2 separate regions of the Homo sapiens genome follow, and region 2 is linked to region 1. The links are chromatin loops, found by intact Hi-C in ENCODE. Cell type or tissue: dorsolateral prefrontal cortex. All regions are shown on one strand. Each heading gives the region's core, and the rest is flanking DNA. Links, peaks and the distances in the headings are about the cores only.

What was found. A loop is a pair of places that touch in the nucleus more often than their neighbours do. Peaks named below come from ENCODE experiments on the same cell type or tissue, not always from the same donor. Only the 100,000 strongest peaks of a DNase experiment are listed, where the experiment ranks them.
Region 2: it touches region 1 in a loop (3-fold over the local background); 2 of 110 quality-filtered maps call a loop at or near these places.

The regions. Positions count from the first base shown.
Region 1 is chr20:3,558,617-3,570,464 of GRCh38, reverse strand. ATRN (attractin) reads right to left here. Exons shown (of 29, transcript NM_139321.3): 7 at 10,982-11,072; 8 at 9,560-9,803; 9 at 8,006-8,189; 10 at 7,102-7,256; 11 at 5,033-5,117. Among named protein-coding and RNA genes, the nearest start is that of ATRN, 94 kb to the right of the region's middle. In dorsolateral prefrontal cortex, for the core only: a CTCF peak has its summit at 6,708 (motif pointing left); no DNase peak of the experiment used is centred there.
Region 2 is chr20:3,344,724-3,356,571 of GRCh38, reverse strand. DNAAF9 (dynein axonemal assembly factor 9) reads left to right here. Exons shown (of 37, transcript NM_001009984.3): 8 at 7,949-8,047. Among named protein-coding and RNA genes, the nearest start is that of DNAAF9, 57 kb to the left of the region's middle. In dorsolateral prefrontal cortex, for the core only: a CTCF peak has its summit at 4,999; no DNase peak of the experiment used is centred there; H3K27ac peaks cover 765 bases.

The sequences.
Region 1 (11,848 bases), core at 2,230-10,229:
TTGAAGATTGGTAAACAAAGGGAAAGAAATAAACCTATGAAGTGATCTTGCCAAAATACTGAAGTGAATCTGATCAAGTTAATTTGTAGGAAGTTTAGGAGAGAGACCAATATGTTATATGAAAGCCCAGGATACAATAATCAAAATCTGGACTACGGGAAACTCTACAGGACAAACAACCCAGTCTCTTTAACAAGTAAGGGGGAAAATGATGGATGGGGTCCCTACAGATCAAGAGAAACTTCAGAGACATTTTAACCAATTGTAACATATGGATCTTATTTGGATTCTGAGTTGAACAAACTAAACTTAAAAAAAAAATTGAGACAATTAGGAGATGTAAACACTGAATGGACACTGAGAGATATTAAAGAACAACTTTTTTTTTTTTTTTGAGTTAGAGTCTTGCTCCATTACTCAGACTGGAGTGCAACAGCACCATCATAGCTCAGTGCAACCTCAAATTCCTGGGCTCAAGCAATCCTCCCACCTCAACCTCCTGAGTAGTTGGGACAACAGGCACGCACCACCATGACCAGCTAATTTTTGTATTTCTAGTAGAGATGAGGTCTTGCTGTGTTGCCCAGGCTGGTGTTGAACTCCTGGACTCAAGCAATCCTCCTGCCTTGGCCTCCCAAAGCGCTGGGATTACAGGCGTGAGCCACCACCCCTGGCTTAAAGAATAAAAGTGTAATAACTGCATAGGGGTTGTGTTTTAAAAATTAAGTCTTCATCTTTAAAAGACAGCCAATCCTCATTATAGTCATGTATGTGGTCCTGCATAACGATGTTTCCATCAATGATGGATGGCATGTACAATGGTTGTCATCTAGTAATCTAAGGTTAATTTATTATTGAAGAAAACAATTTTAAAATAAATTTAGTGTAGCCTAAGTGTACAGTTCACAAAGTCTACAGTAGTGTACAGTCTACTCACTCACAGACCTCCCCAGAACAATTTCCAGTCCTGTATGCTCCCTCTCTTCATAGTAAGTGGCCTGTACAGGTGTACATTTTTTTATCTTTTATATTGCATTTTTACTGTACCTTCTCTATGTTTAGATATGCTTGGACACACAAATACTTACATTGCATTACAATGACCTACAGTATTGAGTATAGTAACATGCTGCACAGGCTTGTAGCTAGGAGCAACAAGCCATACCATATAGCCTAGATGTGTAGCCTAAGTTTATGTAAGTACACTCTGTGATGTTGGCACAATGATGAAATTGCCTAAGGATGCACTTCTCAGAATGTATCCCTATCATTCAGTGACACATGACCATATCTGCAGATTGTAGATTCCATATTTGCAAATTCACGTACTTATAAAATCTATTTCTAATTCCAAAATCAATACTTGCAGTAGTTTCATGGTCATTTACCAGCATGTGTGTGCAAAGAATGGCAAAAAATTTGAGTTGACACACATGCATATTACCGGCTAAGGTCAAACAAGGAGATGCTCTCCCTTCTTGTTTCAACTATCATACTACAAACAAGTGTCCCTTCCATGATGTATCTAGTGCCATGTTTTATGCATTTTTGTGCCTTATGTTAGTGCTTTCACTGCTGAAAATGGCCCCCTATGCAGTGCTGAAGTGCTGTCTAGTGTTCCTAAGTGTAAGAAGGCTGTGACGAGCCTTACTGAGAAAATACGTGTGTTACATAAGCTTTGTTCAGGCATGAGTTAAAGTGCTGTTGGCTGTGAGCTCAATGTTAATAAATCAAGAATATATATTCAACAAGATGTTTTTAAATAGAAACACACATAAAAGAAAGTTATGTATGCTGACTGGTTGATGAAAATGTCATCAGAGGTTTATAGAAACATAACCCTGTATTTCCCCTAGGAGCAATAATTCAATATTCAAGAATTCAGTGTTTATAGTTACTTTATAGAGTTGTGAAAAATGAAAACAAATTGTTATCTGAAATATATTTTTTTTGAGTTAGGGTCTCACTCTGTCACCCAGGCTGGAGTGCAGTGGCGTCATCATAGCTCACTGCAGCCTCAAACTCCTGGGCTCAAGTGATCCTCCTGCCTTAGCCTCCCAAAGTGCTGGGATAACAGGCATGAGCCACCATGCCTGGCCTAATCTGAAATATTTACTGGTAGATTTCAAAAACTAAAAAATTAATATAAGGTTTCTTTCTCTTTTTTTTTTTTTTGACACAGTCTCGCTCTGTTGCCCAGGCTGGAGTGCAGTGGCGCGATCTCAGCTCACTGCAAGCTCCACCTCCTGGGGTTCACATCATTCTCCTGCCTCAGCCTCCCGAGAAGCTGGGACTACATGCGCCCGCCACCACGCCCAGCTAATTTTTTTGTACTTTTAGTAGAGATGGAGTTTCACAGTGTTAGCCAGGATAGTCTTGATCTCCTGACCTCGTGATCCACCCGCCTCGGCCTCCCAAAGTGCTGGGATTACAAGCGTGAGCCACTACGCCCGGCCAGGTTTCATTTTTTACCTTGCTATAGGCTTACTCAGTACCACATTAAGCAGGCTAGATTCAACTAGTTAATTTGTTGCTTAAACCAAATAAGCAACCTCCTCTTCCCAGTACAGTTGGTGTTCTCAGCAATTGTGAATCCATCTGGTTGCACAGGGGCTCTGCAAAGTTAGGGAGAGTCTCTCAGAGACACATGGAGCAGGCAACTGAGAGGCACAGCTGCATCTCCTGCCGCCTTGGTATGTCACAGCCATCTCTCCTCCTCCTTCCTGCCTCCCTCAAAACCTCAATGAAAACCAAGGAAGGCACAGCTCACCCAATGCTGTTGATCCACTTAAAGCATGAAGAAATGCTGTGAATCGAAGTTTCTTTTTCAGTAAATTATTTCATAAAATTAAACCAAAACTATGGCCTTTTAGTAGCTGGCCTCCCTCAGGGTCTCCTGCCACCTACCCAATCCTGTCTCACACACACAGATACTTACATATCAGGGTTCAAACATACCACTGGAATCACATAAAATGAAAACATTACAACTCAGGCAAGGCATTCCCAATTTTGACTCATGATTAAATTATATTTTATGGTAAAGTCTCAACTTCTCTGAGTTTGAATAAAACCTAAGAATGTTTTATAAAAAATTCATTTGTTTGCTAGTTATGACTGTACTAATACCTGCCATTTAGCAAATGTCTATTATGTGCCAAATCCTGTGCTAGGAGAACTAGGAACACAAACGAAGACAGTTGAGGCCAGGCTCCCACAGGCATGATAATGACAAAATGGTCCCACTGCGTTTCAGATGAAAATCTCAAGAGGCACTTGCTAGAAAGCTTTAAGGGTCTTCTGTACTGAGGAAGTTCAAGATTATGATTTATAATAACACTTCAAATTAGCAAGGTGGCCAGAAATCCTTCCATTTTAGTCTCTAGCTGTCAAATGTTCTCATAGTAAAACCATACACATTGCTAAAAAACGAAATAATTACCTTATATAAGATAGCACCTTTTCCTAGTAGCTAGTTCCTAAATTGTCTCAACTCTTCCTTCACAACATCTCCAAAATATGTCACCTTCTCACTTTTCCTTTTTTTTTTTTTTTTTTTTGAGATGGAGTCTCGCTGTCGCCCAGGCTGGAATGCAGTGGCATAATCTTGGCTCACTGCAATTTCCGCCTCCTGGGTTCAAGTGATTCTCCTGCCTCAGCCTCCCAAGTAGCTGGGACTACAGGTGCCTACCACCACACCTGGCTAATTGTTTTGTATTTTAGGAAGAGACGGGGGTTTTGCCATGTTGACCAGGGTGGTCTGGAACTCCTGGGCTCAAGTGATCGGCCCTCCTCGGCCTCCCAAAGTGCTGGGATTACAGGCGTGAGCCACCGTGCCCGGCCTCTCATCTTTCCTAATCTAAGTGAAATTACCTCATCTGTCTTCCATCGTTACAACAGAAATTTCAAAAGCCAAAGGAATTCTAACATGATGCAGGCATTATAACGCTTAAACATCCTTAGGATTTATATGGCTTAGAATTTTAAAAAAGGGAAAGTAGACAGCAGTAGTAATAGCAGAAACTGAATGAGAAAAATTAATAATGTGATTAGGCTGTTTAACTTCTTAAAAATCTTTAAAGCACACTGTAAGGAACAAGTAGAGTGGCCACTCTGAATCTCCCTTATTTGACTGAGACTTCTCCAAGGGCCGATTTTTTGAAGAGCTCTGGTAGTTTGGGCCAGGCATTTTTGAGCGATAAAATGCAATGAACTGCAGACTTCTGATTATCCAGAGCCTACAGACTTGAGCTATATTAAACTTCACAATCTCTCCACCTCTGTTCTCCTACCTTATCCCCCCATCTGAAGTGCCCTCTCTCCTCTTTTCCAAACTTCTTACTATTCAGATACAACTACTAGGAACTTGACAACCTAAATACCACTAACAATAACAAAGGACATAAGACAATGACATGCACGTAACTTTTGTTGCCCCAGGCACTCAGACCACACCAAAAAGCATGCTCTTGCGTGCTAACAAAACCAGATCAATAAACATGGCATTCAAAGTAATTCACCTCCACATCAAATATTTTAAACATAAATCAGAAAATTTATACCCACATAATCCTGTAAAAAAACTACTGGGATGAGGGAATCTTGTGAATAATATGTTGAGTCCAATTCCACTTTACTTTTCTCTTTTTTTTTTTTTTTTTTTTTTTTGAGACAGAGTCTTGCTCTGTTGCCAGGCTGGAGTGCTGTGGCGCGATCTCGTCTCACGGCAACCTCCAACTCCCTGGTTCAAGTGATTCTCCTGCCTCAGCATCCCTCGTTCAAGCGATTCTCCTGCCTCAGCCTCCCAACTAGGGGGGATTACAGGCACGCACTACCAAGCCCAGCTAATTTTTGTACTTTTAGTAGAGATGGGTCTTTACCATGTTGGCCAGGATGGTCTTGATCTCCTGACCTCGTATTCCACCCGCCTCGGCCTCCCAAAGTGCCAGAATTACAGGCGTGAGCCACCGTGCCCGGCCCTTTATTTTCATTTTAAACACAAAAGAAAAGGAGCAATCACTTCTCCAATTACCTGTTGTGTAAGACTGCTGAATGGCCAAATCTGTTGACATCATGGTGGAGATCAGGTCTGGGAAGCACTGACCAGCGGTCACAGGCTAGGAGAAAGAAAAATATATTTTTAAACGGACTACCATTTCTAATCAACAGGACCTGACATTTTCTTTGGGAAAAATACTACAACAAAGAGAACCTCATAAAACATGCCTCTCAATTTTCTCAGTTACAACATCATTTCTGGGTTAAAATGAAGCAGCAGCAGAGCAACAGGGCATGGAAGAAAGGCGGGATCATACCACAATTCTAACTAGCAAACGCACCCGAAATCCATGACATCTGGATCACTCACCCAACTGCCTATCAGTTTGATGCACTAGAATTGAGACAGAGTCTCGCTCTGTCACCCAGGCTGGAGTGCAGTGGTGTGATCTCAGCTCACTGCAAGCTCCTCCTCCCAGGTTCACGCCATTCTCCTGCCTCATCCTCCCAAGTAGCTGGGCCTATAGGCGCCTGCCACCATGCCTGGCTAATTTTTTTTATTTTTAGTAGAGATGGGGTTTCACCGTGTTAGCCAGGATAGTCTCAATCTCCTGACCTCGTGATCTGCCCACCTGGGCCTCCCAAAGTGCTGGGATTACAGGCATGAACCACCACGCCCAGCCAAGAATGTTTTTTAAAGCAAGCAAATTTTACATTCTACAAAGCTTATGTCAGCAAAACATGGGTTTCATAATTATTTTCCACTCTTTTCTATATTGATTTGCTCAAATTTAGTAGCTAAAATGGAAAAATAAAGGTGGAAAATGAAATTTCAAGAAATTTAAATGTCACCTAATTTTTACAAAGTCCTTTCCTAGATCCCATAGATTGATTAATTTTCCCTTGTTGTGACCCATACTAGCAACTTCTCTTCTGGATCTAATACCAACTGGTGCTGCTATACCATGCCAACCTCACACTCAGTGTCTCACTCTTTGAGCCCTTAAATATGTGCCGGTCTTTTCCACCTCTGTGTCTCTGCAAACTGGGTTTCCTCTGCCTGGAGAGTGCTGCCTAACTTCACCTACCTGACACCTAGTGTCCCCAAGGACCCAGAGAGGATGGCCCCTCCTTAAGAAAGTGTTCCCTGTTTATCACTCTACCCTCCATGACTTAAAGGGTACTCAGAGGTGCTCTCATACATTCTTTTCAGCCAGAAACACCCTGAAGTGCAATTCTATTGTCTGCTCATTTCTCTACCTCTTCTACTTTGAGGCTAAGGGCTTTAAGTTATTCATCTGATCTCCTCAATGTACAAACTGAGTGGCTGGCACACAAATGTCTGTTAAAAACGAATGTCTGACTTGGAATAGTCAAAATCACAGAGACAGACTGTAGAATAGTGGTTGCCAGGCATTGTGGGGAGGAAGAAATGGGACATTATTGTTTAATGGGTATACAGCTTCAGTCTTACAAGATGAAGACAGTTCTGAAGATGGATGGCGGTGATGGATTTATAACATTATGAATGTGTTTAGTATCACTAAACTAGACATTTAAATATAGTTAGGATGGTAAATTTTATGTGTATTTTACCACAATCAAAAAAATAATAATTTGTTTAAAATGAACATCTGACAATTTTTATGAAAGAGATCATCCGGTATGCATTTGCTTTGCATGAACAAATACTGCCCTCTTCTGGTCTGGTATATTGCCACACCAAGACCATGTGAGAAACCAGTTTTCTAGGGAATGAGATAAAGCTAATACGTGAACCAATTTTAACACAATGCTGGTGGTTGCAACTATGTAACACTACCAGGTAGGCATAACATGACAAAGGAGAGACTAGACACCTCAACTCAGCCTTAAAAATTAGCATTCAAGCAATTAACAGGAGTGATTTCAAAAAGAATTTAATGTAGAAATAATTTTTACCAGATGTGTAACATTAGTCAAATGAATATAAAAAATACCATTTGGACCTCTTTCAAATGGCCTGATCATTTTGAACTGGCAATATTTTCAGTCTCCTTTTAAATGCTGCTTATAGTATAGGCAAAAAGATGCCTGAAGAGAAAATGGTTTTGGGAAACTTACCAATGTCATAGGCCATGAAATCTGAAGAGAAGCATTTGGCGCCATGGCTCATAGATGTGTCATTGTGTGTGTTTCCTCCAAACACCAGCATGGTTCCACTCACTATCACAGCTGTGTGCAAGTAACGGAAAAATCGGCTGTCCTTAAGAATGGTCCTTTTGAGTTTATTTAGAAATAATAAATACAAGGTTAGTTTTTAAAGAATATTTATGTATCTGCTAATGCAAGCACAACCACTTTATTAACCTCAGACCCAAATGTACAAATCCTTCCAGAGTTTTCCCTACATAAAAGTAAGTTTTTCAACAATAAATACAGATAATTTTAAAGACCTGTAAGAGTTTTGGCAAAATATATTAAGAACCTTAAACTCTTCATACCCCGTAGCTATATAATTCCAGTTTCTGGGCAGAAATCATGTGAAATATTGACAGAAGCTTAATGCATAATGGTTTCTTAATGACATAAAAACTAGAAAGAAACCAAAACTTTCACCTGCATAGTCTCAGCATACCCACAAAATGGAGTATTGCACAGCTACTAAAAATGATTATTTTTATGACAGAATATAAAACAGTACCCATAGCAAGGTATCAAACATGTGAGGAAAAAGAGGAGAAACCATCGCTTTATAATTACATTATTTCGTAACTCAAATTTGCTTTACATTTGTTAAAAAACTCTAAGTATTTTCTAACCAACCTGCTACAGAATTACAGAATAACGTAACAAAATAAATACTAGCTACTTTATTACCCTCTGTTTATTTCCCAATTTCTCTATATATAATGCCGAACAGAATTATCTGCCAGGCATGAAAACAAAAAGATAGCACAATATTTTCTCCACAATTGCCTCTACAGAATTTACACCTTAAAGTGAAAGCTCAAGAAAAAGTACCCACCACATCTGGGTATCCACATCATATCGGTAGAGATCATCTGCAAGCCGGTACTTATTGGCACTGAAAGCCTTGTAGCCACCATGAACGTATAGGGCCCTGGTCCTATGGTCGTAAACACTGCTATGGCCGTAACCCCCTTGCACAAGGGCACCCTGGGTGTGTAATATACTCCATGTGTTCTTATCTGGAAAGGAAAGACAGTTAAAGGCAAGCATGGCAGGCTCCTCCTCTCTACTACTGAAAATGTCCAAAGAGCTTAGGGCATGAGAATGGATTTCAGGAGACCTGATACATATACTTTTTTATCTTTATATTTTAAAGAAAGCCACCTAAAACTTATAACAAAGCCATGTGGCCCAATTCCAGTCTGTTCTATGTTCTGATGTTCTAATATGCCATGTAGGAAAAGAATTAACTAAATTTAAAACACTCAGGGCCAGGCGAAGTGGCTTACATGTGTAATCCCAGCACTTTGGGAGGCTAAGGTGGGAGGATCACTTGAGGCCTGCTATGTTGGCCAGCCTGGGCAACATAGCAAGATCCCATCTCTACTAAAATTAAAAAATTAGCCAGGAGTGGTGGCACGCACCTGTAGTCCCAGCTACTAGGGAGGCTAAGGTGGGAGGATCACTTGAGGACAGGGCATCAAGGCTGCAGTGAGCTATGATTGTGCCACTGCACTCCAGCCTGTGTGAGAGAACAAGAGCCTGTCTCAATAAATAAAATGTTCACTCAAATGAACATTTAATTCCCTACAACCTTTGGTGACCAATATACAGATATATTTTATAGGCCTACTTTCACAAAATGTTAATTATACCTGGTATTCCTACTGCACAACAACAGATACAATGAAATTTAACCAAGGGAAATATTTCATATTAAGGGTAAATCATACTCCACTAAACCAATCTCTAAAGGGCTGGGCAAATATTTTTTTTCTTCAATATTTATTGTTTTGAACCATTTTTATTTATTTATTTTAAATACCCAAAGCACTTTGCGTCATCTTTGGCTCCTTACCAAATTGACAGTAACAAATACATACTACATAGGAGCATCGATAATCTGCATTTCACTGGTAATACATCAATGTTAACTATGTTGCTTTTGTTTGTTTGTTTGTTTGTTTGTTTTGAGACGGAGTCTCACTCTGTCCCCCAGGCTGGAGTGCAGTGGTGCAATCTTGGCTCACTGCAACCTCCACCTCCCGGGTTCAAGCGATTCTCCTGCCTCAGCCTCCTGAGTTGCTGGGATTATAGGTGCCCGCCACCAGGACAGGCTAATTTTTGTATTTTTAGTAGAGACAGGGTTTCACCATGTTGGTGCCAGGCTGGTCTTGAACTCCTGACCTTAGGTGATCCGCCCGCCTCAGCCTCCCAAAGTGCTGGGATTACAGGAGTGGGCCACCACGCCTGGGCCCAGTGTTTACTATGTTTCAAGATAAAGTACCGAATCAAGATTAGGTTGAACTTTTCTAAACAGTCAAAATAATAAGCTTAGAGGTTTTAAATCTGATGTTCAAAAGGCATCTACTGGAAAAAATATACCTACCCAAATCATATTCCTGCACATTGCTTATATATCCATAGAGAGGGCAGTGACCAAAGATGACCAGCATGACCACTCGGCCATTCTTCAGTGTAACAATGTGTGCAGAGTGCCCAACCACTGCATACTGCTCCTTTGCCTTAGGGGTCAACAACACCCATGACTCATTATGAATGTGAAAAACTCTCAACTCATTGGTCACATTCCCAGTTGAATCAATTTTTCCTCCATACATGTAAATTTTATCCTAGGAAAAAAATGCAAACAAAATTTTTAAAAACATTGAAAAGATTAAATCTGAGAACAGAGAAGAACAAAAGCTCAATATTATTCTCAGCTTAAAAAAGGTTAGTCAAGAAACTAAAAATAGAACTACCCTATGATCCAACAATTTCGATACTGGGTATATATCCAAAAGAATGGAAATGAACATATCAAAGAGATATCTGCACTCCCATGTTAATTGCAGCACAATTGACAATAGCCAAAACATGGAATCAACGTGTCTATCAATGGATAATTAGATAAAGAAAATGTGGTGTATATATACACAATGGAGCATTATTCAGCCGTTAAAAAGAATGACATCCAGTCATTTTGTAGCAACATGGACTGAACTGGAGGTCATTATGTTAAGTAAAATAAGCCAAGCACAGAGACAAATATCACATTATCAATCATATGTGGGAACTAAAAAAGTGGATCTCATGAAGATAGAGAGTAGACTGGTGGTTACCAGAGGCTGGCAGGCTGGTGGGGGAGAATGAAGAAGGAAAAAAAGAATGTAAATATATTTATTACCACCAAACTGTACACTTAAAAATGGTAAAGATGGTACCATTATATACGTATATTTTACCTCAGTAAAAAATAAATTAAAAAAAATTTTAAGGGTTAGCAAAAGGCGCCTTTCAGTGAGTTACTAGGAAAAGGATAAAAAAAGGGAAAAGGGAAATAAAACTAATCATATTTTACATCTCTAATACTTCACCAGTTTTCTTGGACTTCCTCACATGAATCTTTTATAGTATAAAAGGACTTGGAAAAATAAAGTTGCCTCATCCTACCATCTATCTATAAAAATGAGGAAATGAAAATGTTTGTTCAGCCACATTACAATGTGGCTATTCTTGGCTAAACTTGCTTATGAGAATAAAAGCTAATCTACACTTTTTAATCTACATCTTTAACCATTTAGTGCCATTATTATAATACCCCATTACAGTTTGAAGCCATTAAAATCTCTTGAGTTAAAAAAGTTTCCATTTTAATTTCTACTTATAACTTAGCCAATTATATAATGCCCCCAATAAAAAGTTTTCCCCAATTAAAAACCAACACTGAGGTAGCTTTTCAACTATGTAATACATGAAGTAACTGAGGAAAACTTAGTTTCTTGCTTAGCACAGAGTGGAGATGCTTTACCTTGTATAATGCCAAAGAATGACCATATCTAACAACCACATTGTTCACAGAACGGTTTAGTGGAAGCCACTCCCTAGAAGCAAGGTCATACCTACAAAACAAACAGATCATATTTTCACCCAACTAATAAGACAGAACATCTCATACTATTTTATTTGTGACATAATCCAGTTTGGAGATGCTCACTAAATCCACCATGGATGTAGGGGGGCACTTGTCACCTTCACAAATAAACCTGACACCTGGGCCCACTGGACAAGTGATAACTCAGGAAGAGGAGCTGGACTACAAAATCCTGGGAAAAGAAAGGAATACAAAGCTACTGGAAGGTTCTAACACTTCCTGAAAACCTCTTCTATACACAGTCTAAATCATTTAAAGGTTGCATTGTACTCAAGGGACTCAAAATTTTATTACAATAACTTTTCTTTTATTTAATCATGAGAAACTGAAGATAGGTACCAAAAAAGGGATGATAATTAAGTAAAAGAAAATTACTAATCTTTCCTTTTCTTTATATAATTGACTAAAAATACATTTTCAAAAGCCAGAATACCATTATAGCATTTCACTTGTACTACGAATATAAAGACCTTAAAATACAAAAATGCCAAAAAGAAAATAATTTATAATCCTGCCATGCAATTTATACTTATTAATGCATTATTCAATAATCACATTCAGTATCTTAAAGTACTCACTTTTGAGTTTTTGCTTTTGAGAAAAACTCTACTGTTTTTATAAAAATCATACATGTTCATTATAAAGAATGTAACCAATACAAAGAATAAAGAGCTAAAAGTTTTTTTTAAAAGATGCCACATTCCATGATCTAGAAATAAATATCATTAAGTAAACATCATTCCA
Region 2 (11,848 bases), core at 1,843-9,842, 210 kb after region 1:
AAAGAGGGCAATGATAGGTACAAGGAAGTTAAGAGTCATAAGAAAGTAATTGCATCATTTCAATGCAAACACATTTGGTTAAAGGTTAATTAAAATAGGCCCCAGGATAGATAGAAAATCTAAAATAACCAATTGAAAAAAGGCAGAGAAATTACCAGGAACACATTTCGTAATTCTCCTAAAACCTTCAAATATAGTTTCAGAGCTATTTAAAAGTTCAGATCTGGCCGGGCTCTAAACCAGGCTCTGAATTTGGGCTGGATTAGCAGCTCACGCCTGTAATCCCAGCACTTTGGGAGGCCGAGGCAGGTGGATCACCTGAGGTCAGGAGTTCAAGACCAGCCTGGCCAACATGGTGAACCCTCATCTCTACTAAAAATACAAAAATTAGCTGAGCATTGTGGCACATGCCTGTAATCCCAGCTACTTGGGAGGCTGAGGCAGGAGAATCACTTGAACCCGAGAGATGGAAGTTGCAGTGAGCCAAGATCACACCTCCAGCCTGGGCAACAGAGCGATACTCTGTCTAAAAAAATAAATAAAAGTTCAGATCCTACCCTTAAAACGTTTTAATGTAGTGATGAACTAAAACCAGACAGCATTGAAAAAGAACATCTTGCAAACTTTTAATGAAATTAGCTTAAAACAAAAATTCAGACGGCACTGGATCTGAAAAAAAAAAGAGAAATTAGCTGTTATCAAAACTCAATAAAAAGAAACTAAAGAAAATGAAAACTACAGACCAGTATTATGAATATTGATACCAGTATTTTAAGTTAAATATTAGCAAACAGAACCTAGTGTCATATTAAAATAATATTCTATGAAGTAGGGTTTATTAAAGGTTCTATATTTAGTTCAATATCTGGAAATCTACTAGTGTAATTGCTATATGAATTTTTCCTCTTGGAGGCTTTTGTAATGACTCTATAGATGCTAAAAAAAGGCATTTGATAACATTGAACATCTGTTCTATTTAAAAATTTCTTTTTTTTTTTTTGAAACACAGTCTCACTGTCACCCAGGCTGGAGTGCAGTGGCACAATCTCAGCTCACTGCAGCCTCCACCTCCTGGGTTCAAGTGATCTCATACCTCAGCCTCCTGAGTAGCCGGGACTACAGGTGTGTGCCACCATGCCTGGCTAATTTTTGTATTTTTAGTAGAGACGGGGTTTTACCATGTTGACCAGGCTGGTCTCAAACTCCTGACCTCAGGTGATCTGCCTGCCTCGGCCTCCCAAAGTACTGGGATTCCAGGCATTAGCCACCAAACCCAACCTCTGTTTAAACATTTATAATTAAAGAAGAATGTAAAAGAAAAATAACATCAGAAATTTTTGGTTTTTGAAAAAACATCATCATCCCCTGGCGAACCTAATTATGAAAAAAAGTGAAAATGCACAAATATACAGAGAATGTAAGAATTAGGAAGACCATTTAACCACAGATAAAGAAGAGAGACAGGTAATTTAGTAGTATCTGCATGCAGTCTCCTCAACTGAGGATACTGCAGGTCACACATAGAGGCCAGAATAGCACTGTAGTTTTAAGAACATTGCTAGTGTCCCTAGAGTCAGTGGAGAGGGTCCACTCGGGAGAGCATCTTTAATTGCACCTGGAACAGCAGCGACATCATGCAGCTGAAGCAGCAACAGTGGTGATCACCATGGGCTGTAGAACATGCTCTTTCCTAGTTTTCTGACTTCTATGAGCTTGATTCTTAGGTGATGGGAAGGAGAAGGAAGCCCTTTTGATGTGTGATAGTGGACTTCTCATCCATCCTGAAGAGTAAAGGCTGAGAGCCAGATTCAACTGTATTTGGAAATAATAAAGTAAGGTGACAACTCTGCCTGGAAGTGCTCAGGATTGCTTCTTAGAGGAGTCATGTGTGGTAATCAGAGATTTTCCAGAAAGGGGAGAAGGTGGTAGAACATTCTAGACAGAGAGAGAAGGAGGCTTTCTGAAAGTGCCAGAATAGTCCTCTGCTGAATTTTGAGAGAAGGTGCTCAAATGTGGCTGCTTTGCCCTCACTGGTATTTAAGCCGGTCCTTGCCTAACTTGAGGATGGTACAATGAATATGGACTTGGAGCCACCCAAGAGCTGCCTCTGCTGGATGCCAGCCTAGAGCCAGGAGTTCTGTTTGAAGTTCAGTATCTTTGTCCTCTGGCTAAGGGCCAAGGCACAGTGGCATGGTTCTTGACCTCTGTTGCATCTTTCTTCTGGATTTGGCCTTGAAGAATCTGAATGATAAACTTTCCATCCACCTGACCAGTTCCACTTACTTACAACAGTATCCATTTCCACAAATGCAGTGTTTATGTTGGGGAAAAGTTGGGAGAATAGCATGTCTAGCGGAAAGCACACAGGTTCTAGGTATCTTTTGTCTAGATATTTTTCTGCTTTTGCTGCTTGTTAGTCTTGAATCCTCAGGCAAGTCACTTTATTGCCTGGTGCCTCAGTCTCTTCTGTAAAGTGGGCATAGAGAAGTAACAAAGATGTCAGAAAGATTTAAAAGGACAATATACATAAAATAACATTTCATATAGAATGCTGGTGATTTTTAATAAGAGTCATTGCATCTTGCATTGGAAAAATAGAATGTGCATGGAGCTAAAAGCAGCACTTAATGATTCATTCTACCTTATTCTATAATTAGTACTGACATATCCACCTCCCTCAGGGGTGGTTTTTTGGGTAACAAAGTGCCTATCTTCTTCTCTGTAACCCCTAAAGCACACTGCGTTTTTCACCTACAAGTTAGCAGAGAATTGGTATTGCTTGACTGTGTGACTGCTTCCTGTCATAGACCCAAACCAAAATGGGTGTCACCAGGCAGGCCATTTAAGTGGAAATATACCTCCTGAGTCTGTTTCTAATAGAATTGAAACACAGTGTGTTCTGTATTAATAGCCTTTTTTTTTGCGGGGGGGGGGGTGGTGCGGGGGGACAGGGTCTCACTCTATTACCCAGGCTGGAGTGCAGTGGTGCTATCTCGGCTCACTGCAACCTCTGCCTCCCAGTCTCAAGTGGTTCTCCCACCTCAGCTTCCCTAGAGGCTGGGACTGCAAGCACTTGCCACCACACCTGGCTAATTTTTGTGTTTTTTAAATAGAGACAGGGCCTTGCTGTGTTGCCCGGGCTGGTCTCAAACTCCTGGGCTCAGGTGATCTGCCCACTCCCAAAGTGGATGAGCCACCGCACCCGGTCCCTTTTTGTTTTTTTAAAGTCTCACAAAGTGAAGCATTCTGGTAAAGCTGAAGAGGTTGGACAGAGCCAAGTAAGCAAGGCAAAGATGCACTCTGAGATGGGTGGCTTTGGGCACAGCTTCCCTGAGGCCAGTGATGTGCATTATGAGTATCAGAGAGAGAGAGCAGACAAATGTCAGGATGTTGTGGGGAGGGCTCAGATGTATATATTTATTTACATATATATACACATATGTTATATATATGTTATATATATCTGTATATATTATATAACATCTGTATACATGTTATATATAATGTGTTATATATACATATATTTACATATTGAGGATATGTCACTTTATTGCTTGGTGCCTCAGTCTCTTCTGTAAAGTGGGCATAGAGAAGTAACAAAGATGTCAGGAAGATTTAAAAGGATAATATACATAAAATAACATTTCATATAGAATTATTTCATATGGAATTTACATATATATATAACATGTAAATATATATTTATGCATATATATATATATATAAATATTTTGAACTCATAGATTTAAACATATTTGATGTGTTGATATCCATTGCAATTACCATCTTTCTCACAGCCAGCCTTGGGCCGACCTGCAGTAGAGGCAGTACTGAAGATACCTAGTGTGCAAGGTCTGATAATAAGCACTTGATACAGGTTATTTCACTTAATTCCTGTAATATCTCTGCAAGGTAGATAGTAGTCATCCCAGCTATATAAGGCATTTGAAGCTCAGGTTAAGTTGCTTGCCCAGGGTCACACAGCCAGTAAGACGCAGAGATTCAAGCACAGGTTTTTCTGAATTGAAACGTTCTTTAACTGCTGGAATGTGAATGACAGCCAACTGGAAAAGGAGAGTAGATCTGGGACCAGAGAGGTCAGACAGACATTGAAGGTCTGTGGTTAAAGTGTTAGTTGGCAGCGCTAGAAGTGTATTTATCTCCAGAGTCCAGAAGGGGATAACCCAGTGCCAAAGTGGAAAGATTGCCCTGGGCCCAGGATACAGGGGCACTGATTGGACCTGATAGCAGGGAGTCAGAAACCCAGACCCAAAAGGATTGGTTTATCGGGCCGAGGCACAGAGGTGGTATGGCAAAGCATTCTAACCCAGGACCCTGCAGATTACCAGTTACAAGTACATGCGCATTTCTATATACAAAATACTATGTAAAAATAAGTTGAGAGAACATTTCCCAAAGTGTTTACAGTGATTCTTATTCTGTTTTCTGTAATGAACAAATAATACTTATGCATTTGCTTTTAAAGACTTTTCATTATTAAAATAACATAGATGGCCAGGTGTAGTGGCTCACACCTGTAATCCCAGCACTTTGGGAGGCCAAGGCGGACAGATCACTTGAGGTCAGGAGTTTGAGACCAGCCTGGCCAACATGGTGGAACCCCATATCTACTAAAAATACAAAAAATTTAGCTGAGATCATGCCACTGAGATCACGCCTGGGTGACAGAGCAAGACTTTGTCTCAAAATAAATAAATAAATAAATAAATAAATAAAATAACACAAACTCAGAAAATAGCATAAAACTGATGTACAATCTAATAACTTATTGTAAAGCAAAGCAACAGAACCTCCATTACCTCCTTCCTCTTCCCACAAGAATAACACTATCGTGAATTCTATGGTAGTCATCTCCTTACTTTTCTTTGCAATTTTATCATCCAAATGTGATTTTATAAACATAGGTTAGTTTTGTTTGCCTGCCCTGTATGCATGTGTGTGTTTTCGGTTTCTTTTAATCTGTAGGTTTTCTCTATCTCTTTGTCCCCCTGCCCCCTAGCTGTCTGTTGAAGAAACCAGATCATTTGTCTTATAGTTGCCATCAGTTGAAATTTTTTTTTTTTTTTGAGATGGAGTCTCACTCTTGTTGTCCAGGCTGGAGTGCAGTGGCATGATCTTGGCTCACTCCAGCCTCCACCTCCTAGGTTCAAGTGATTCTCCTGCCTCAGCCTCTCCAGTAGCTGGGATTACAGGTGCATGCCACTATGGCTGGCTAATTTTTGTATTTTTAGTAGAGACGGGGTTTCTCCACTTTGGCCAGGCTGGTCTTAGTAAGGTGCTAAGGCCTGCCTTAGCCTCCCAGAGTGCTGGGATTACAGGCATGAGCCACTGCACCTGCCCCAGTTGAAATTTTCTTAATTGTATTCCCATGATGTAGTTTAACATTTTCCCCTGTCTCCTGTTTATCCTGATCATTGGTAATTGAATCTAGAGGTTTAATCAGTTTCAGGGTTGATTTTTGGAGAAAAGACTACTTCCTACAGGGTGTTATATTCTTTATCAAGAAGCACATAATGTCTAATTGGTTCTCTTTTTGTTTTGTGAACAGCAATGGATGTGTAATCCCTAGATCCTTAATTCATTAATTAGATCCTCAATTCACCATTGCACAATGGTGTTACTCCAATTGTATATATATACATAAATATATTGTATATATGTATATTGTATTTTGAACTCATAGATTTAAACATATTTGATGTGTTTATATCCATTGTAATTACTACCATCTTCAGTGACGCTCAAATTTTTCTATCTTTGGATAATGAACTCCCTTCAAGTTGTTTCACAATTTAACAGAATCTTATTTTAACAGAATACTAATAGTCCTTGATAACTTCCTTGCCAGCTACTATGTTAAGATATCCCAGCCTTATCTTTACATTTCCTGTCTGAGACCCACTCTCAGTCAGTTCTCTAAAATGTTCTGGTTTCTTTGAATGAGAAGTGGTATTTCAGCACCACAATCTGAGTGCTAGAAGTACTCATTGCTGCTGGTTTGGCCATTGTTTCTAAATCTCTTCAGTAGATAGAGCTAGGAAATATTTTCTGTCTCTTTCTCTCTCTCTGTCTCCCTCCTCCTAATATGTGTATGTATGTATATATAGATAGATAGATAAGATACCTGTATACACACACACATTTTTTTTTGTTTTATCCTACGTTATATATAAAACATACTCAGAAAACACTATCAGCACTGTCACCTACATGATGACTAAAAGGAATTTTTTTGGTAGAGATGGGGTGTCACTATGTTGCCCAGGCTGATCTCGAACTCCTGGGCCCAAATGATCCTCCCCCTCAGCCTCCCAAAGTGCTGGGATTGCAGGCATGAGCCACCATACCTGGCCAGAATTTGTGTGTGTGTGTGTGTGTGTGTGTGTGTGTGTGTCTGTGTGTCTGTGTGTCTGTGTGTCTGTGTGTCTGATAGTCTGGGCAGCAAGTAGACAATGTTTACATTGTCTTCCCAGCAGTGTTGCCTTGTGCTTTATGTCTAGGGCCAGAAGTAGAGTCAGTACTTGGCTAGCACAGAGGTCTGAGTACTTGTGTATCCTTGAGAGGAGGAGGGCGTAGATCTGGCCAGTGAGTTTTGGTGCAGCAAACAGAATGCCTGCTATGAGCAAGGCACTAGACTGGGCGACTAACATACATACCCTTCCATGGTGTAAAATGGACAGGGAAGATGACTGTCCAATTTGAGTACAAATTATTAGCAACTTCAAAATAAGGACAAGGATAATACTTGAGGAGTATCTTAAGCAAGTCCTAATTGGTGGGGTTTTTTTGTTAATTGATGATAACCTTCAAGAAAAGCCCATAGCAAAAAGCAATTTGTAGTGCTTGAGAATAAGAATGAGTTCAGAAAGGATGCTAAAAAGCAGCTGGGATGGGGAATGGAGGCTGTATGTAGAGGAGAGTCAGCTAAGAAGGGTGCAGTTTCTCAGTGCTCATGTGGCTACTAGAAAGAGGGCATAAGGAAGGAGAGGGCTCTGTGCCACCCTTCCCTTTAACTAAAGTCAACCAGTCCTTCAACAAAGCTGCTCAGATGTGACCCTTTTGGCACTGGACATGGTACCATCCTTTAGGTGCCCTGTAAATAAATTCCTCCCAACAGGGTTGCTAAAATAAGGTGCTTAAGGATCATTACTGTCCATTCATTCATTTTTCAGACAGAGTCTCGTTCTGTCACCCAGGCTGTAGTGTAGCAGCACAATCCCAGTTCACTCCAACTTGGACCTCTTGGGCTCAAGCAATCCTCCCGCCTCAGCCTCCTGAGTAGCTGGGACAACAGGTGCGCACCACCAAGCTCAGCTCGTTTTTTTCATGGTGTTTTTTTTTTTTTTGTTTTTTTTTTTGGTAGAGACGAGGTCTCATCATGTTGCCCAAGCTGGTCTGGAAGTCCTGGGGCTCATGTGATTCTCCCACCTGGGCCTCCCAAAGTTCCGGAGTTACAGATGTGAACCACTGCTCCTAGCTATCCTTTTAAATGGCTTTATTTGGAGTATAATTTATGTACCATAATATTCATCCATTTTAAGTGTACAACTCAACGATTTTTAGTGAATTTACAGAGAACATTTTCATCGCCCAGAAAGTTCCCTTGTGCCCACTTGCAGTCAGTCTCCATCCCAACCCCAGGCAACCACTAGTCTACTTTTTGCCTCTACAGATTTGCTTTTTCTGGATATTTCATATGACTGGACCACATATCAGGTGGTTTTCTACATCCAGCTTTTTCATTTGGTATAATGTTTTTGAGATTCATCCATAGGAGTAGCATGTACTAGTAGTTTGCTACTACCTTGTAAAATAACATATATAAATGGTCTGGTGTTTTGAGATAAGTTACAGTTTCATAATTCTCGTTTTCTAAAATACCTCCTTTATATGACCAAACACGTTATCTTTTTCCTTTTTTTCCCAGGATTTGGTGGCTTTTGAACATCAGTGGACTAGCTTCTTCGCTAATTTTGACACAGAAATTCCTTTCCTGCTAGAACTTTCAGAATCTCAGGCGGGTGAGGTATGTAAGGGAAGGGTCAAAGAGGAAGAATAAAATGGTTAATTTATTTATTGTTTTAATTTTTTATTAAATTTTTTTCAAAATACAACACTATCAATTCTAATTTGTCATTTCTTTAAGCTGTGTTGTATACCATAAAGTAGTTCCCCCCCATGCCAACCCTTTATAAAAAGTTGTCTTTTATTTTGTGCCAGCTTCTCCATTAGAAGGATTTTTGCTTTGCAGTGTGGTGGTGCCAGGAATTCTACTGGGCACCAGTTAATAGACGTAGGAATAATTATCCACATGTGAGTAGCACACCTTTGTCAGTATAACCTCCAGATAATGAATGCCAAGATGTCTTTCCAAGCAGATGACGCTAGTCAGCAGTTACCAGGCTCATGAGTAAACCTGAAGTATCTAGATTGACAACCAAGACACAGGACAGCCTCAAAAACTAATCAGCAGGAAGGATCCAAGGAATCCTTCTAAGCTAGCATTCTAGCCTTCTTGGGCACTCACTGCAGCCCTCAACTCTGCTGTGCTCCCCTGTGGCTCAGAGCAAGCCCTCCTGCTGATGGTATGGAGCTGGAATTGATCTTTGTTGTTACGCATTTTACCTTTGAAATGGAGTCTCACTCTGTCGCCCAGGCTGGAGTGCAGTGGCATGATCTCGGTGCACTGCAACCTCTTCCTCCAGGGTTCAAGCAATTCTCCTGCCTCAGCCTCCCAAGTAGCTGGGATTACTGGCACACACCACCATGCCCAGCTAATTTTTGTATTTTTAGTAGAGATGGGTTTTACCATGTTGACCAGGCTGGTCTCGAACTCCTGATCTCAATCGCCCGCCTCAGCCCCCCAAAGTGCTGAGATTACAGGCGTGAGCCATCGCATCCGGCTACCTTTACATATTTTATAAACTCCACAATACAATGCTCTTATGTTTCCTTAAACAATCAATTACCTTTCTTAAAGATTTAAATAATAGGGAAAAAGTCTTATATATTTGCCAGTGTATCGCTTCTCAGCCTTTTGGCTAAGGTCAAGTGTAATATATTTGCCCATGTTGTTGCTCTCTCTGGTGCTCTTCATTCCTTTGTGTAGACCCAGACTTCCCCTTGGCATCCTTCTCCTTGAAGGTTGGTCTTTAATATTTTTTTGTGGTATTAATCTTCTGATGATAAATTCTTGCAGCTTTTGAGTGTCTGGAAAAAAAATCTTTATTTCGCCTTCATTTTTGAAATATATTTTTGCCATGTCTAGATTCTAGATTGACAATTTTTACCTTTTGATACTTGAAAGATCTTGCTTCAGTGTCTTCTTGCTTGCATTATTTCTGATGAGAAGTCCTTCATCCTAATCTTTGTACATAGCATAGTCTTTTATTCTAATCTCTGAATATAAGCAGGCCTTTTTTTTTCCCCCTCTGGCAGCTTTTAAGATTTTCTCTTTATTACTGATTTTGAGTAGTTTGATTATGGTATGTCTTGCTGTAGTTTTCTTCATGTTTCTTGTGCTTGGATTTTGTTGAGCTTCCTAGGTCTGTAGATTTATAGTTTCCTTTAAGTTTGGAAAGTGTTTCGCTGTTAACTCTTCAAATGTTTTTTCTTTTCCAAACCTCTCTTCTTTCCTTGAGGGACTCCATTTGCTTCTACATTAGACCACTTGAAGTTGTTCCAGTGGTCTATCCTTTTCAGTTTGGGGAGTTCTTTTTTCTTCTTCTATTACTATGATTCTAAGAGTGAAAGAGATTCCACAAGGTATACTCAGAAGTGTCACTGTCGTTTCCTGTTACTCTTTTCTTATTGCCTTCTTCTTTCCACCCATTTTCCCCACTCCATTGACAGTAGGTAACAAACCTCTTGAGTTTCTCATTTACCTTTTCTATTTCATTTGCACAAATGAGCAAATACATGTGCATTTTCTCATATTCTCACCTTTCTAACATTGAAGGGTAGCATATAGTCATTTCCACTTAACAGTATATCCTGGAACTCTCTCGCAGTCCTTTTTTTTTTCTTTGTTTTCTTAACAAAGTAAACATATTCAAGTCAGTTCATTGGGATCTTTGTTACAATTCATAGTACTCCATTTTGTGGATTTGTCTTAATTTATTCAGCCCCTCTTGTATGTGCACATAATGAGGTTGTTTCTAATATTTTGCCATTACAAACAGAGTCATAGTAAATAACTCAGCGCTTATGTATGTTCCTATTGTTGGAGGTATATATACGTACCTAGTGATGGGATTGCTGGGTCAAAAGGTGAGTGCATATGTCATGTTGTTAGTTATTGCCAAAGTCCCCTTCAGAAGGGTTGTACCAGTTTGCATTCCCACCAGCACTATATGAATGCCTGTTGCTGCACAACTTCACCAATAGAATGTATTGTCATACTTTAAAAATTTTCAGTCTCACAGATGAAAAATAGTATATCGGTATTGTTTTAATTTACATTTCTGTATTAGTAAGTTTGAACATTCCCTCATATGTTTGATGACCATTTTATATTTTGTTTACATATTGTTTTTCCATTTTAATATTAGTACAGTTATTAACTGAACTATAGAGCATAGGTTTTAGGAGGGTTTTTTGTCCCCTGGCTTTTTTTTTGGGATGGAGTGTCGCTCTGTCGCCAGGCTGGAGTGCAGTGGCGCGATCTCGGCTCACTGCAACCTCCGCCTCCCGTGTGCCCTGGTTTTTAAGAGTTTGTTATATAATTGGGCTATTAGCATTTTGTCTCTAGTATATACTCCAAATACTTTTTCCATATTTGTCAGTTGGTTTGTTTATAATGGGTTTTTTTCTTGCCATGCAAACATTTTTGTTTTTATGTAAATTGATCTGCCTTTTCTTTCATTGCCTCTGGATTTTGAGTCATTATATAGGGAAAGGCTGTAATTGAAAGTTACCCTCTAGCACTTGTATGGCTTGAATTTTTACATTTAGATCCCTAATCCAAATGTAATTCGTGGGAATATGTTGTGAGATATGGATCTACTTTTATTTTTTCCCTCAAATCATTACCAAGTTAGAATCCCAGCTATACAGTTCACTAGCTCTGTGACCTTGGACAAGTAAATTAACTTTTGTATCTTTGTCAACTCATCTCTAGAGAGGAAATGATAGAATGAAGCTCATAGGTTGTTATTAGGATTGCTTGAGATGATAAGTGCCTATCACAGTCACATGGTAAGCCCACGATAAATTTTAAGTATAATGTTAATCTATAGTTTTTACACATCAGTAAGACAAACATCAGAACTCCAATTGAGCCAGGCGGGGTGGATCACTTGAGGTCAGGAGTTCAAGACCAGTCTGACTAACATAGTGAAACCCTGTCTCTACTAAAAACGCAAAATTAGCCGGCTGTGGTGATGCACACCTGTAATCCCAGCTACTTGGGAGGCTAAGGCAGGAGAATTGCTTGAACCTGGGAGGCGAAAGTTGCAGTAAGCTGAAATCATGCCACTGCACTCCAGCCTGGGCAACAAGAGCAAAACTCTGCCTCAATAAATAAATAAATAAACACTCCAATTGATAAATATCCGGAGAATGTAAATAAACTGTTAACTAATGAAGGGAAATCCAAATAGCCACTGAACATGTCTAAAATATTCTACTTCATTAAAAATGCCAAGGGGTATAAAAGAAGACAACAAACAATGAGGTCCCATTTTTCATTTTTCAACTTGGCAGATATATTGAAACCATTTCATAGGCAGTGCTTATGAGGAGACCATGAGACAAGCACACTCATATTGTAGGTAGACATGTACATGGATAGAACTTAAAAAACAATTTGGCAACATAGTTCTGCCTT